Regions from separate parts of the Mus musculus genome. Here region 2 is linked to region 1. The links are chromatin loops, found by intact Hi-C in ENCODE. Cell type or tissue: left cerebral cortex. All regions are shown on one strand.

Evidence for each region. A loop is a pair of places that touch in the nucleus more often than their neighbours do. Peaks named below come from ENCODE experiments on the same cell type or tissue, not always from the same donor. Only the 100,000 strongest peaks of a DNase experiment are listed, where the experiment ranks them.
Region 2: it touches region 1 in a loop (1.9-fold over the local background); 2 of 42 quality-filtered maps call a loop at or near these places.

What each region holds. Positions count from the first base shown.
Region 1 is chr17:88,327,068-88,335,067 of GRCm38, forward strand. The region is part of intron 3 of Gm31615 (a long non-coding RNA gene); the gene reads right to left. Among named protein-coding and RNA genes, the nearest start is that of 1700116H05Rik, 23 kb to the left of the region's middle. In left cerebral cortex, a CTCF peak has its summit at 3,257 (motif pointing right); a DNase peak (open chromatin) is centred at 2,885; H3K27ac peaks cover 985 bases.
Region 2 is chr17:88,487,236-88,495,235 of GRCm38, forward strand. Foxn2 (forkhead box N2) reads left to right here. Exons shown (of 6, transcript NM_180974.5): 6 at 1-3,298. Among named protein-coding and RNA genes, the nearest start is that of Ppp1r21, 39 kb to the right of the region's middle. In left cerebral cortex, a CTCF peak has its summit at 4,695 (motif pointing right); DNase peaks (open chromatin) are centred at 7,090 and 7,383; H3K4me3 peaks cover 1,009 bases; H3K27ac peaks cover 1,235 bases.

The sequences.
Region 1 (8,000 bases):
GTCCAGGGCTGCTTGGCTACTCAATAGCAGATAAGACACGAGAGCCCCTGTACTCCAAGGCCCAATTTAGGACTCCGTTCACTGCACACCAAGCCTCTTTGTTTGGTTTCAGTGGGAGTGCACGTTCCAAGACATTGCATGTATGACTGAGGTTCAGGATCTAGCCATCCATGGAGAGAGTTGTCCACCAGCTCCCTGAACTCACTACTTATGGTCGTCAGAGTGTTTAGATCTTGTCTCCTATCCTAGATTAGATTTTGGTTAGGGTTATACATCTTTAATGGAAGCAGACAAAGGAATAGATAGGACAAGGTTGATGGTTAGAGACAGAGAATACACTTCCTCATAGGATGAGCTCTGTGGTTCTTCAGCCTCAGTTCCATGTGAAGGCAGCATCCATCTCGCTCAGCCTTGGTTATTACTACACTCAAGTATGTTTGGGGGCTCCCAGTGACAGGAAGACACTTTTGAGACCAAGTGGGAGACAGCAGGGATGGTGTTATAGGTGGAGCTATTGGCGGAATGTTCTCTGGATGTGTGTGTCTGAAGAGACAATGGACGGTGGGCAGCCTGGATGGTCAGCAGGATGGCCAAAAGAAAGTTTAGAAATGACCAGGGACAATGGAAGTCCTGTGCGTGGGATTGGGTGGAGGTCACCAGCCTTTCACCATTCTCCTTTGTGTCACACAATGCGGTGGCTAAAACAGCTGCTTTGAGATGGCTCTGTTTCCCTAGAGATATTCTGAGCTATAACTGTAGATCCCCACCTTAGATTTGTGCTCTCTCCTCTCATGCTCTAGACCCGTGAAAGGGTCATAACCTCTGACCCTTTCACAGGGGTCGCCTAAGACCATCAGCGAGCACAGATATTTACACTATGAGTCACAATGGCAGCCACGCTACAGTTATACGGCAGCAACAGAAATGTGATAGTTGGGGCCAGCAGAGCATGAGGGATGCATTAAAGGGGTGCAGCGTGAGGAGAGTTGAGAGCCGCTGCTCTAAGTGATCAATTAAAAGTCAATCAATCCCCAGTCAATGTGCAGCGTGGCTTTGCAGAGTTGATGGAGGATGTCTGCTGTGGCCCTTGTGAATTGGGAGCATTTATACCAAACTGATTTTTAGCTAAATTAGATCTACAAATCTGACGGGGGCGGGGGGGGCATTTCCCCTTTGATAATAACTTTTTTTGTAAATTGTATTAATTTTGCCTTTGCCTTGGACTGCAGTAATGGAGCTACAAGCTTTCTTTTTAGGCTTCAATAGCAATGCCTCCATTGTTGGTTTTTTTTTTTTTTTTTTTTTTTTTGTTGTTTTTAAATTCATGTTCCTGGCAATTAAGCACTATTCCAAAACATAAAAACAATTTCCTCCTTTTCAAATCATTGGGCAAGGAGTTTCACATGAAAGCTGCTGTTACCCAAAATAGGATCTTGTAAAATAAATGAAGAGCAATCTCTATTCATGAGATCAGCTCTGCCCACCCTGCCTCTTTCTTCCCACCTATCTCTAAGAAAATTCTGAGGCATAGCAGTGTACACCTGAAATATCAGCACTTGAGAGGCAGAGGCAACAAGTTCCAGGCCGATCAGCCTCTGGTCTACACAGCAAGTGACATTTCATTCAGGGCAAAGGAAACTCCACCTCAAAGACCAAATAAGAAAAACAAAAACAAATTAAGTCCCTTCCCTTGGATTACTTTTAATTGAAAGAGAAAAAAAAAATGTGTGGATGATTTTGTTTATAAATGCTAAAATGAAGTCTACAGGAAAAGCTAAAGAAATTAAATAACCACGACCTTCTCTTCATACAAAGAGCAGTGAGCCATGCGGGGTGGGGGTGGGAGGAAATGGGGGTGGGGGCATAGGCTGGCCGCTCTGAGCGCATCCTTTCCAGCTCTAGCCAGCTTGCCTTACTGTGAAGCTGTGTGGGCCTGGCCTTCCCTCTCCCCAGGCTCTTTCTTGCCTTTTGTTCCCCTCAGCTACTCCAATCCTGCTGCTGCTCTCTGTAGGAAACCGTACTGACCTGGAGGTCAGATTGACCCGGTTAAAATCTACAAGATAGACCACATGAAATTACTCTTTTTATATACGGAAGATGGTCAAACATTGGCAGTTTCACGTAGTTTATCCTAATATCAACATGTCATCATCTCTAAGGAAACATATTTTAAACGCGTTGTTACAGCGGCACGTGCTAACAACCATTTACAGCGATAGGGCTTCAGTTCTGAGGGGCAGCCGTGACGTCCTGTTCTGGGTTAGTCTGACAAGGTTTCTGAGGCACTGCTTGTCTGTTGGAAATACCTGGAAAAGGCAGGTCCCAGGGCAGAGGAACAGACATGTGGAAAGATATAGGGGAAATTGGCAGGGGCAGGATAGCGTCAAAACAGCCAAATTTGGAGAGGGATGGGGAGGGCGCATAGGAAGGGGAGGGTAGCCTTGCCCCGAAGCAGGTGCTGAAGAACAGACATTTTGGTGGGAACCTTCTAAACTATGTGTTCAGAGAAGTCCTGACTGGAGAGAGAAAGATGGTGTGGAGAGGGGGTGGGGATGGGAAGTGGGGAAGGTGGGGAAGGAGGGTGGGTGGGAGGGGAATGACAAAAGGAAGGTAGGGAAGAAGCTAGGGTTTATAACGTGAATAAGACCCTCCCCGTGGAAGCAAGGGATTCCAGCCTAGCTTTATCCCTAAACATCTGCCTCTGGCAGTGCCACATGGGTGGGGTGGGCAATGCTGAAAAGCAGGGGCATCCCAGCAGACGGCGGGAGGCTACTGTGGAATCTTAGGCCGGCCAGTGACATCAGATGTGCCTACGAGCAAAGCACCCAACAGCTGTCTGGAAGATGGGTCAAAGAAGCTTGTGATAGCTGGCAGAGACCCAACAAGCGAGCTATTTTAGTCAGACCGAAGAAGCCGAGTTTGAAAGGGCAGAATTCCTGAGCGCAGATCTGAGCCAGTCTCACTGAGCAAAAGGCTCCAAGGACTGTACCCCAGGAGGTCTGATTTTCTCTTCTCTAAGTAGGCCAAGCATAACCATCCCTCACTCCTGTTTTTCCCTATTGTAAATCTCGGGTTCCCTTTGATAGATCAGTGCTCTGAAGACCTTGAGTTCCCTTCCTCAGTCCTCCCTTGACTGACCAGAGATCACCTTCTTTTCTTAAAAGACAAATCCTTTGGCGGAGGTGAGGGTAAGATTTATTTAGTATAGCTTATGCATATGGCAGTGACAACTGTCATGTGCATGCAGTACCTGTGGAGGCCAGAAGAGGGCACTGGATCTTTTGAACTGGAGTCACAGATGGTTATGAGCCACCATGTGGGTGCTAGAAACCAAGCCCAAGTCCTTTGCAACAAGTGCTCTTAACCCCTGAGCCATCTCTCCAGCCTTCCATAACCTTAAGCCCTGACATATCAGGCCTTTTCCTCCAAACTTTGAGTCATGGCTTCCATCTTTCCACCACGGCTGTGCCTCTCAGCTACCTGCCCCGAGAGTCAGCGACTATCATCTTCTCTGTGCCCCACACATGTGCTAAGCACTGTGTGTCAGGTTTTGTAATCACTTCTAGTGGATGTGTGTATCACCAGCCTTTAGCTCCCTGAGGCTAACACCACGTTTTCTGCCACCGTTGACCTAGTAGCTCACAGGGTCTCAGAGCAGACACACAGGTCAACTAACTTGAACTGAATTCTTCCCTTCCCAGGCACAAGATCATGTTATCCTAACTGCTTGGCTGTGCCTGTCTTGTTAGAACCTAGCCAAGTATACCTCTTGTATATCTTCTGTGTTAATGCAAAAAACACATCTCTTATCTCTACATCAAAGGGAACAAGGGAGAGCTTGTTCTCCAACCAAATACGGTGACACAGCCCGGGGACATGGATTCAGGTTGCCTGAAATAACGTTCTTCCAACACTGAGCTAATTATGTGAATTTTCTGTTTTTCTAGTATGTCTTAGGTAGGGTTTCTGTTGCAGTAATGAAACACCATAACCAAAGCAACTTGGGGGAAGAAAGGGTTTATGTCGTTTACACTTCCACATCAGAGTTCATTATTGAAGTAAATCAGGACAGGAATTCAAACAGGACAGGAACCGTGAGGCAGGAGCCATGAAAGAGTGCTGCTTACTGGCTTGCTCTCCATGGCTTGCTCAGTTTGCTTTCTTATAGAACCCAGAACCACCAGCCTAAGGGATGACACTGCCCACAGTGGGCTGGGCCCACCCCCATTCATCACTAATTAAGGGATGAATTCCTTCTGTCCCATTTTCTCCCTCATCACTTGCAGCCAATCAAGAAGTTCTATCATCTCTTCCCTTAAAATGTCCCACCCTCATATGTGTTGTCCCCTGGCTGGCTGTGTTGCCATTTGCATAGATCAGAATCTCAGCCCCTTAGCCTGCTCAAGGGACCTCACAGTCCACCACTGTGTTCTGCGATGTGGATGCTGCCCAGTTCTCTGCTCGCCAAGCTCACATATGCTGGTTCACCACACAGCATTCTGACCACAAGTCTACAAACCCATTTTATCTTACAAGTTACTCTTTAGCTGGTTCAGACCACCCTGAGTCTTTTAATATTTAGCTTCATGCTATACCATGTGGTGGCTGCTGCTTCCTCCTCCTTCTCCTCCTCCTCCTCCTCCTCCTCCTCTTCCTCCTCCTCCTCCTCCTCCTCCTCCTCCTCCTCCTCCTCCTCCTCCTCCTCCTCCTCCTCCTCCTCCTCTTCTTCTTCTTCTTCTTCTTCTTCTTCTTCTTCTTCTTTTTGGTTTTTTGAGACAGGGTTTCTCTGTATAGCCCTGGCTGTCCTGGAACTCACTTTGTAGACGAGGCTGGCCTTGAACTCAGAAATCTGCCTGCCTCTGCCTCCCGAGTGCTGGGATTAAAGGCGAGCGCCACCACGCCTAGCCCACGTGGCTTCTTAACTGCTTTATATTTCAAGCATCCATGCAAGTCTTTAAGTTTCCAGAAGAGGAAAAACTATCACCTGTTTCCCCTTTATATCACTCAGTGCCTGTTTAGCACATACTTGGCAAATTTAGACTCAGTTATACATCTATTCCAGTCTCCTCAGCTGATGAGAGAGAACGAGAGAGCACATAGGGTTTTGGAATATTAGATGAGATAATATGTGTGTGTGTGGGGGGGTGGCAAATCTTAAAAAATGGCATGCCATGAAAAAAGAAGTCAATTAAGTTCCTATTGTTACAAATCCTATAGTGATAAATAATTGGAAGGCAGTACAGATGGATAAAACATGGCTTCCTTTCTTATAAAAATCTGAGCAGCTAACCTTGAAAACATCATCAGAACATTATGTTGACCTGTGGAGAAGCTGGGGATATATGCCTGTCCAAGGTCTATGTTAACCCTGGAAACGCTGGTTCTTCAGTGGTAAAAGGAAGAAAACCCATTAAAGGAGCAGCCTAGGGGGGAGTTTCTCAGCTTCCTCCTGCTGTTTCAGGGCTTAACTGAAGTCCTGACTGGAACCATCCCAAAGGCTGGATGAACTGAGGTCATTGGGATTAGCAGCCATTCCTGAAGCTGTTCTGTGAGCAAGTCTCTGAGGCAGGGTAAGGTAGGGGCTGGAACAGCAGCAGGTCACCTCAGCGTCCCTAAGGGTGAGGCCTGTCAGAGCTGCACTTTTGGTGTTTCATTCTGTAACACATGAACCTTACAACCAATATTTAGTTCAATAAAGATATTTATATGGAATGTGCAAGGTGCAGAGATCAGTTAAAGATGGATTTTGCTCCTGTTTGAGCAGGTGACAGACAACTGCCTGTTTTATGAGTTACTTTGATCAATAACCAAATTGTAGTAAATCTTCATTCGTGCCATTTGAAAGGATGACATGAGGAATTGTGAGGAATTTGTAACCAACAAGATTTATAGGTTATGTATAACTGAAGTTTTGGCTAGAGACATTTTTATGTCTCAGTCAGTTTCAGGGCTGCTCCCATGTAGAGCAATCAGAAATCATGTTATCTATCCTGTTTGGTCTTCTTGATTTTTTTTTCCTTCCCGTCTGTAGCCAAGATCTCCATGGGGTCTTCCCTTATCATGTCTAATTCATATTACTTTGGAAGGGATCCAAAACCTTTTCATCTTTCCTGTTGACACAAAAAGTAGAGCCTTGCTCTCAAAATAGCATGTCCTTGATCTAGCAACCCGATATAATCAAAAATTTAGGTTGGTTTAACTTAGCAGCCTCGTTTTTGGTTAGGCCTGGCTTGCTTTGACTCCTCTTCCAGAGAATCGGTAACACCATTAATACCACAGAGCTTACAACCACCTTAATTTTGATAATTAAAACAACTCAAAACAATTAAAACAATTTAAAACAACGATTATTTATTGAGATTGAGTGTCTCTTTATCTATGTCCATATCTTTGTTTCATACATTTGAGATAAAAGGCCTGGATTTATTTATTCATGCATGTACACTTAAAAACATGTAAAGCAATTATCATTATTTCTCATTTCTATCCTTCAAACGATTAAAGCAATTTTTATTTATTACTCCCTTCTATGGAGATTAATATCTCTTTAAAACAATGGTTACGTAAAACACTTAAAGCTGTGGCCATTGTTTCTTCCTTTGATATGCCTTAGGCACCGCAATAGCTGGACAACTGTCTACCCTCCGCGTCCTTAGAATCCTCTTTCCCACCAATAACTCCGATTTACTACTTAACTAAGTTCTGTGTTCCGCCTGGGCTGCTCTTAAGTCCAGTTGGCCTTGGCCAGCTGGCATGGCCACGTTTGTATGGCTCAGCTACCACACTATGGCTCTCCTCCCTCCTGCACGTTCCTCTCTTCCCTAGCGACTCCTTTCTGCTTCTCCTCCTTGTGGTCTCTAGCCTAGGGAAACCTAAACCCCACCTATGCATCTCCTCCCCAGCTATTGGAGCTGCTGGCATCTTTATTTACCAATCAGAATTAACTGAGGGCAGGGTCCCTCAGTGCAGACTCTCTCATCTTTGGGGCAAACAGCTTGGGGGGGGCAATTAGCATTAGAATACAAGCAGCATTAGGCCAACCCACTACATCCTCCTGTTTCTGAGTCTGTTTGCCTGTTGAGCATGCCTAACACTCTTGACACATACATGGGGACGCACAGGTCAGGCAGTGGGTCAGAGAGGTAAGCCTGCTTTCTGGTGAGGCTTGACATCACTAGAACTAGTCCCAGCTAGTTGAGGGGCTGGAAGTCCTCAGCGCCTTCAGAACCATATCATGACTTCATGTTTGCTATTAAGAAACAACCTACCAGTGCTAGCTGGTTGGGCAAAAAGGGAGAGGCTCTCTCTCTGAAGGCTACAGAATCCTCATTGCTCTCTATTAGCAAGTGACTGTGCTTGTCATTTTTAGTATGTTCCATATACCAAGCACTGTGATATTCTTAAAATAACCTGGTAAACTTTCCAATACATACCTTGATTCAATGGGAAGTTACAAGCACCAGGATTAGGTATTGTGTCTCTGGTCACACAGATAATTCATAATAAGCTCATATCCAAATGTAGGCTCATACTGCCCCACAGGCCTGGGAGCACTTCCTTCTGCTTCATGGGCCTGGGAGCACTTCCTTCTACCCGAGGCTTCAGAAGAACCCCCACAAACATGGCCTTGGCTCCCCACTCCTCTGTCCAGTTCTTGAAGCTGTGGTTCACATCATTGTTGAGGGTCTAATAACTAAATGTAGGGGCTGCGGAAATTTGGTGACAGATTCTCAAATGTTCAGCGAGCAAAACTGGATTCAAATACATGCTGAGCCTGAGGTGTCTCTGGCAGTGCTCGCCCATGCTGTGTCCTTGAGTTCACTGCAGCCTTGGTTCTAAACGCACAATACGCATTCAGTGCACATGCACACAGTATGCACGCTGTGAACTGCCCATTGCTGTCACCTCAAGAACATCTGGGCTTCCCAAAACACCTCACTCGGAGTCAAAACTACCACATGTCATGAACTGCAGTGTTTTTAAAAAGGTTTATTTTACTT
Region 2 (8,000 bases), 160 kb after region 1:
GTCTTAAACTTACAGGAAAAAAAGTCCCTTTTTTTAATCGGTAAAAAATTGGTAACTCGGACTTTTCATTTTTCTTCCCATTCTGCTATTAACTAGTTACTGGCATCTTTCTCACATGCTTCTCTCCTGACACACTGCAGAAGGGTGGAATGGGGATCTTTTGTCTTTGTTTTCAGGTTACTCTTTGTTACAGCATGAGCATAGCCTTTTGAATTGGAAAGATCCTAGATGCCTAGAAGGTTCTCTGGTTTGTAGAGAATATAACTGCTCTAAGGATTAGGAAAGGCCATTTGGGGATGTGGCCATCTTAAGACTAATTCCTCCTGCAATAGTTATCTTTGAAATGTTTTTACCTCGCAGTTAATGCATAGCTTCACTGGGGCCTTTACCTTTTCCCAGAATACTCTGCAAGTGTTTAAGTTTTAGCTGCTAGCTGTCTTAGTTAAGTAAGAATTGTCTGATGAGAGGATACAGCCAGAGCGTGTCATGGAATGACAGTCATCGTGACACACTTGTACCGAAAGAGATCCTTGCATTTGTTTTCTCAGCGTACTGTAATGAAGATGTGTTATGACATCATAAGTAAAGGAAAGTCATCGAGGGCAAGACTCTCCAAACTTTGTATAATTGAAATTAAATGTGTAATGAATTAGATTTAAAACATTATTAAATGTTCCCATTAAGGAAAATACAGAGATAAATATCTTCAGGGATTTCAAAATATATGTAAAAATTGGATCTTACACAAAACTCTTTGAGAAGGCAATGTAATACCTGTATGTGCCATTAATCCACGCTAAAAGATTTTTTTATACTACTATTTCAAAAGTGCATTGGCTAAGATATTTTAAGTATTTGAATGGAACTGCTTATATAAGTCAGTTTTCATATCACTTACAGTTTGATTATAGTATTTAGAGCAGGGATACTAATACTATAACTCACATATATATTTTTTTACAGTGGTGAGAGAAACTTTGGGAAAGTTTAGTCTTATTTCATGATACGTCCTGTATTCTAGACAGCAACCTTTGAATTTTTCTCATTTATATGGATATATATACACTTGCTATATGCAACATACATAGGCTCAGGTTAGTTTCCTGCTTTCAAATGTTTTTATGACTATGGACTTTTTTAAAGAGACAAATGTTTTTATTTTTACTTCTAATTTCTTTCTGGGCAATACTGTCAAATGAGAAGAAAAACAGAAGCCCTGTTTCTTAATTGACACCACTTAAGCTATAACAGTATTGATATACTCCCGTTTCCATGTTAGTTGTAATTAAATCTGGATAGCCGACTTAATGGAATTGGTGCTACTAAAATATAGACATTTTTCTTTTATTGATAATGCAGGATGAAGAATTTGGAATTTTTCTAATTCATAAATGTCATCTTTCTAGAAAACAGTTAAATGAAGTTAGTTTTTACTGCAGTGAATAAAACACCAAGCAGAAGTGTGAAGTGTGGTCTTATCGTGGTACAAGTCTTAAAGAGATGGTAGAGTTCAGTGGATAGCAGGGAATTGTGAAGCAGGTCACCACGCCCTTCTGGGTGGACCTGTCACAGGGTCACCACATTCCGTGCTTCACCAGCAGTATGTCTCTCAAGGCCCTGTGCAGCGGGCATGTTGTTCTGCAAATGGAGGAAAATGGTCTGAAGTAGGAGGAAAGAGTTGTTCTCAGCTCCAAGAGAAAGACCTCTCCAGAATTCGTGTTTAGGCAGTAACTTAAATTCCTTTCCCTCCTCCTTCAAATGGCCTCTTACTTAAAGCAACAGCCATTAGCAAGGATGATGCATGCCCGTGCACTCAAGACTAATAAGCAGTGTTCTCTAACACCTTGCACTTGGCTCTCTTACAAGGATTCGATTTCTCACTTTTCATTTGCTGCTGTGTCTAAGCATCCTCCTTCAAGGGGAGAGAGAGCCTTTGAGATCTGGTCCCTTGTGATGTTCTTAGAGACAGATTATGCTCCTGTTTGGTGTGCTCAGATTGAAGCCTGGCTTGGAACCATCCAGGCGACGAATTGTATGGGCTAGAAATTCCCAATAGATAACAAGCTTTGTGTATGAAGTAAACACGGCTTAGAAATCCAGGGACAGCCCAGGTCTCAGTGATTTAAAGCTGGTGTTGGCTAAGGTATACTCTGCCTTACACCGAAACAAGAATTTGGTTGGAACGAATTCCATTTCTAAGGGATGCCTAAAAGAAGTTGTGTCCTACTTAGCACTGTTAGCTTCATTTTCCACTTTGCCAAGAGAATCAGTGTTTCTTGAGTATGACTTTGAAATTTGTGCAATATATTACTAAAATAGTTGATTTTTTTTTTTTTTTTTTTTTGCTTTCAAATTTAGAACGAAACATTGCCTAGATCAGTAGAAAAGCAAGGGGTGTGTCACCCCCTTTCCTTGGAGCCTTTTCTGCTCTCATAGCCAGCTCTACTTCTCTTGACTGGGATTCCTTTGTACATTGTAAAGTTGAGCATATGTTCTCAGTGCTTTCTGAGGCATTATGTAAAGGGTTCATACTAGATGGTCAGTTAGATACATGTTAGCATTAGCGTAGTTCAAAGCTGGAGCAGGCGTTGAGGGAATGCTTGTGTCTTGTAGACTGGAGGCCTTTTCAGTAGCTTAGGCTGTTGTCCCAGATGGACAGCAGCTTAATGCCTTTTGAAAACTATATAAAGCGACTTTTGAGGCTTTCAGGTTTACATGTATGTCGTAGGTATTTTTTTTTAATTTTGAAATGTTTAAGTTTTAATTAAAGTTTACTCCAGTATGTTAATGATGTAGTCAAATATTTATTGAAAGGCAAAATAGAATATTTTAATGTTATCCCTGCCATTTTTCAAGAATATTCTTTGCATCTAACTGCCAGTGCCATTGTCAAACTTGTTTTCAAAATTGTTGTACTTTTTTATTAAACAGAGTGCTTAATTTTAAAGTATTATGTTGCCATCATATAGTGTATAAAATGTAAAATTGCCAATTCATTGTACCTATTATTTATTTTTAAACTAAAGTATAAGAATACCTTTTGATTGAAGAAATTTGTTATTAAATTGTTTTTTTTCTGATGTAGCATAAAATCTTCTGAGTTTAACTGCCAATAGATGACCAGCCACAAGTGAACCACTTCTCAGTTGCCAGCCTTGCTTATAGCAGAAGCAACTTACAAACATTTAGTTTTTGTATCTAATCTCTGACTATTAAAATGTTTATAAAGTTTATTTTTACCAAAGAGATGCAATTCATTATGATAAAGTTGCAGAATAAATGTCGTTTTATAACACTTTGTGCTTTGTTATTTGTGAGTTTTTAAGTGTTATATATTTTGACCTTTAAGTAGTTTGTGTGTGTGCATGCATTCACACGCCGGTGAGTGTAAAAATTAGGACAGCTTTGGGGAGTTGGTTTTCTCATTTCACCGTGGCTTTGGGGGATGGATCTCAGTTTGTGGCAAGTGCTTTTGCCAGATGAGCAGATGGTGAACCCCTAGCTTATTTATTTGTTTTTTGTGTCAGGGTCCCACTATGTAGCCCTAGCGACTGACGAACTCCAAATCTTCCTGCAGCAGCCACGTCAAAGCTTGGCTTACGGGCTATCGCCGTTCCTCTAGGCTGAAGTTTTGTTACTTTGTGTGTGTGTGTGTGTGTGTGTGTGTGTGTGTGTACACGTGAGTGAGAGTGAGATTGTTGGCATTTGTATGAGGATGTAGGAGAACTAGAGGTCTTGAATAATTACAAATGGTTACTTTGAAAAGCAATGTGAACATGACTCAAGAAAATAAAAATAAGGTTATTATGTGATCCAGTTCGAGCCCTGTGGCACATACTCAAGAGTGTGGAAGGATGGAAGGCACCCTTCGCTAGCCTGATCAACGCCGTTTGGCCACTCTGAGTCTTCTATTACTGCCCGCTTTCCTTTATGAAAGAGCTGAGTTGCTCTTCAGCTTCCTGGCAAGCCTAACAAGATGACAGGAATCACAGCGATGCTTTTCCGCAGAGCAAGACTTTCTATCCCATAGGAACCAGCTTGTTCTCAGTGATGACAGTAATACCGACTTTGACAGATTCCCCTTGCAGAAGTAGACCAAGATGAGTGATCGATCACTCGCTGAGCAAAATCACACACTCCCGCGGAGTACCTGCTCCAGCTCCCTTCACTTCTCGTTCTGTAAGATCTCAACGTCAGCAGCTTGAAGACAGACTTGGGAGGGTGTCACTAAACCCATTTCCCTGTTTTTTCCTAATCTGACCACATTGTGCCTTTAATGTCTGATGTAGGTAAGGGTCATCTGTTGAGACTTGCAAAACCAGGGCTTCTGCCCTAAAACCCTGGCAACATTGACGGTGACACTACTCAACAGAACCACGTCTAGATGACAGCACGTCGTCCATCAGAAGGTGAGTAAAGGGAAAAGGGGAGATGCACAGCAGAACATTCGTCCTTAAAAGGTAGGACACGGGACAATGTGAAGTCGGGCCACGTTGAAACAGAAACCAGAAAGGCAGTTGTCTAGGGCCAGGGTCTGTCTGAGGGTCACAGGAGGGTGAAAGAACAAAATGTACAGAAAGAAGAAAGCTGTCTGGAATTCTGCTCTGTTCCCTATTTTTAGCATTTTTTAAAAAAATATTTTGTATGTATGGATGTTTTGCATGCATGTACATCTATGCACCACATGCATGCATTGCCCAAGGAAGCCAGAAGAGGGCTTCAAACCATTGGAGTTACAAACTTGCCATGTGGCCATGAAGACTAGAACTCACATCCTGTGGAAGTACACACTCAGCTGCTGAGCCATCTCTCCAGCCCTTCTACGCTCTTTTTTAAAGGTTGATTTTATGTTAAGTGTATGAGTGTTTGTATGAATGTACACTGTGGGCCTCCTCACGCTGGTGGATGGTCTACCAATTCAGTCCTCAAAGGCAAGGGGAGCAGAAACAGTGAGGTAGGTAGGGATAGGGATAGGTTTGGAAACCCTGCGAGTACGTATGGGAAATGGCCATACTTGGGACCCCTTGTCAGAATGACCACACTGCGACTGCTTGTCAGGAGGCAGATCAACTTTACTTAGGGTGATTGAAGGCTCATAAGGTTTTGGGGGACTGAGGGTAGGGACATCCAGGATGGACAAAGGTCACTTGTTGGCTGGGGGCTTAGGGTACCTGGAATACCTCTTCAGCATGGGGAAGCAATTGAGGGAATCTCAGGGGCTCGATGAACAGGTTTTGTCAGGAGAAAGGAAATTGATCTCATAAACTAATTGAGGCAACGTGACATTCCTCAGGTAGAGGCTAGTGTAGGGGCTTAGAATTCCCTGGACAAGGTCAGAGAAGGAGAAGCCCTGCTGACCGGAAGGGAGTCTCCCATATTTCACCAAGCTCAAAGGCTATCCAGTCATAGTGGACTTAAGCGTATGTTATCAGTTTTCCCACAGTATACCACAAGCATTCCTGGTGCGTGGGGATCCAAAGAGGGTCAGATAGATGCCTTAGCATGGGAGGTAAGGATGGTTGTGAGCCACTTCCTCTCTCTGGTCCTGGGAACTGAAGCCTCGTCTTCTGGGAGAGAGCAGGTGTTCTTAACCTCTGCGCCATCTTTCCAGTCCCTGTCTTCATTTTTTCTAAGACTTGTTATTTCTGTATGTGTATTCTTCTCTACACAGATGTGCATATGGCTGCTCACTGCAGGGCAGGAGAGGGCTTTGGACCCTTGGAATGAGTTACCTGGTGTTTTGTGAGCTAGGAGCTGGCAAGTAAACCAGGGACCTCAGACAGCAGTAGGTGGTGTTAACTGCCAAGACCTCTCTCCATCTCCCAATCTGAATGACTTTTTGAGGGTTAGGGAGGGTTGTTTGGGTCGTTCTATTGTTTGATCGTTTTTTGGTTTGGTCTGGTTTGGTTTTTCAAGACCTAATGTTTCTGTGTAGTCCTCGCTGTCTTGGAACCCACTCTGTAGACCAGGCTGGCCTCTAACTCACAGAGATCCTCCTGCCTCTGCCTTCAGAGCACTGAGATAAAAGGAATGCAGCACAGCTACCTGCGATCTGATTTTTAAAGGAAATTTTATGAATTTTTTTCCTAAAAATGCTTGATAATTCTAAGTATATTCCTGTGTCCTGGCTTCTGTGTAAATGCTCTTTCCCTGGTTTTAGATGAATGTCCTCAGGACTAGCTTTAATTCTCATTAAGAACAAGCTGGTTATTCAAGCAAGAAATAGTGATGTTCAGCTACTTACAGCCAGCTTTGGGTAGAGCGGAGTGTCGTCCTCTCGGGTTTCAACCGACAACATGCACTTCATTATTCGTGGATGTTATAATCGGGACTGTAGAGAATATATCATACCCACCCCCACCCCTCCGCCCCGTGTCTCTGTCTCTGTCTCTCTAGTTGCTTACAAAACGGAATTTGTTCTCTTCAGTTTCCCATGGGGGTCTGCCTTTGTTACAGCTCAACTAAGCTTCCTATGGAGTTGTCGCTTCTGAAATAGAGCATTAATTGGAAGCAATTATCCAATTATACCAGCAGTGACAATGCTGTATACTAAATATTTACCAAGAAGAGAGAGCGTTTAACTTAGGACTTAATTCAGCAGCCAAGCACAATGAGGCTGCAAGAAACCCTGCAATCGCACAGTGTCTTCAGTAGCTGAAATACGCGTGTGTTTGGTGTACCTGGTGTGAGTTGCAGAATAAAATAAGGAGTGTAAGGCTCGGTTCTCAGAGCAGCACCAACATTCGAGATGTCATATGCAGAAGTAATCAAAGAGCTGTGTTTCTTATCTAAACAGTGTGAGATGTGTCCAACTGCTTGGTTTTAGAAGTAGGTAGGTCTTTCACTTTAATCACTATTTTTCCCTGGCGTTCCTCCTTAGATGCCTCCTGTGTGTGCCCTGAGCTGTATTCTGAAGCCAGCCTTGAGGTGGATGCTTCGGAAGCACTTTAGACACTTCTCACATAAGCACCGAGGAGAGCTGCCTCTCACAGGACTCTGCGCTGCGCCCCAGGGCTGCGATAATGAGCTGCAGGCAGTCATTTGCTGCCTGTGATCTGCAGCTCCCCGAGTGCTGGCCAAGGCCTTGGCAGGGACCGTGTTGGCTGGGCTACTAGCATTGATTAAATGGGTGTAAAGAGAATCCACATGATCTTAAGGAATATTTTTATGGGCAAAAATCCATCAGCAACACCTACAACACTAACACTCCGAGAAATGTCCATTTGAGAGGAGAATGCCCAAGCGTGTGTTAGCTCAGTGTGAAAGACACTAAAACAAAGGAATCTGAACGTGCTGCCACCAGCTCGTGGGTCATCTGATTGGGGTTGTCTTGACAAAGCAATGCATTTCTTCTGCTATGATGTCACCTTTGTCCAATCATAACCTCCTTTATGAGAGGAGAGGATAACTCTGGAGACAAGGTGAATGACAGCAGGGAGCCGCGCAGCAGTCACTAGGCAACAAGAACCAGCCTTCAGTGAATGAGAATTCTAAAGCGTTTAACCCTTATGCTGGCTGATGCTGGACTGGTGGGAACCTCAGCACAGAAGCCAGTAGGAAATGCGACTGTCTGTCCGTCTCCAAGAAACAAAGGGGGTGGTGGTGTGGGATTCCCTCCTCGGTCTGAGACGGTTAGGACCTCCTTGATGTTTTCTCATAGCTCTTCCTTCGGTTGTTCTGCCTAAGCAGGCTGCACGGATCACAAAAGGCATGTCACAAAGGGGAATGTCTCTGAGGTCAGCCCGCACCCCCTCAGTGTAGGCTACGGTTATGGCAGTGTGGAGACAGATGGATGTCTGTCCAGTGCACTGCTTGCTTCATGAGGTACGCTGAGCAGTTTGTCCACCTGGGACAGGTGCTCTTCTTCCTCGCTTGCACAGAATTGCTGCCTGGACATGTGGGGTGAAGCCCACAAGAAAGCACTCACTCTCTCTCTCTCTCTCTCTCTCACTAACTAAACAAAAGTTCTACAAAATTGCCCCTCCTCCTTCCTGAATTTA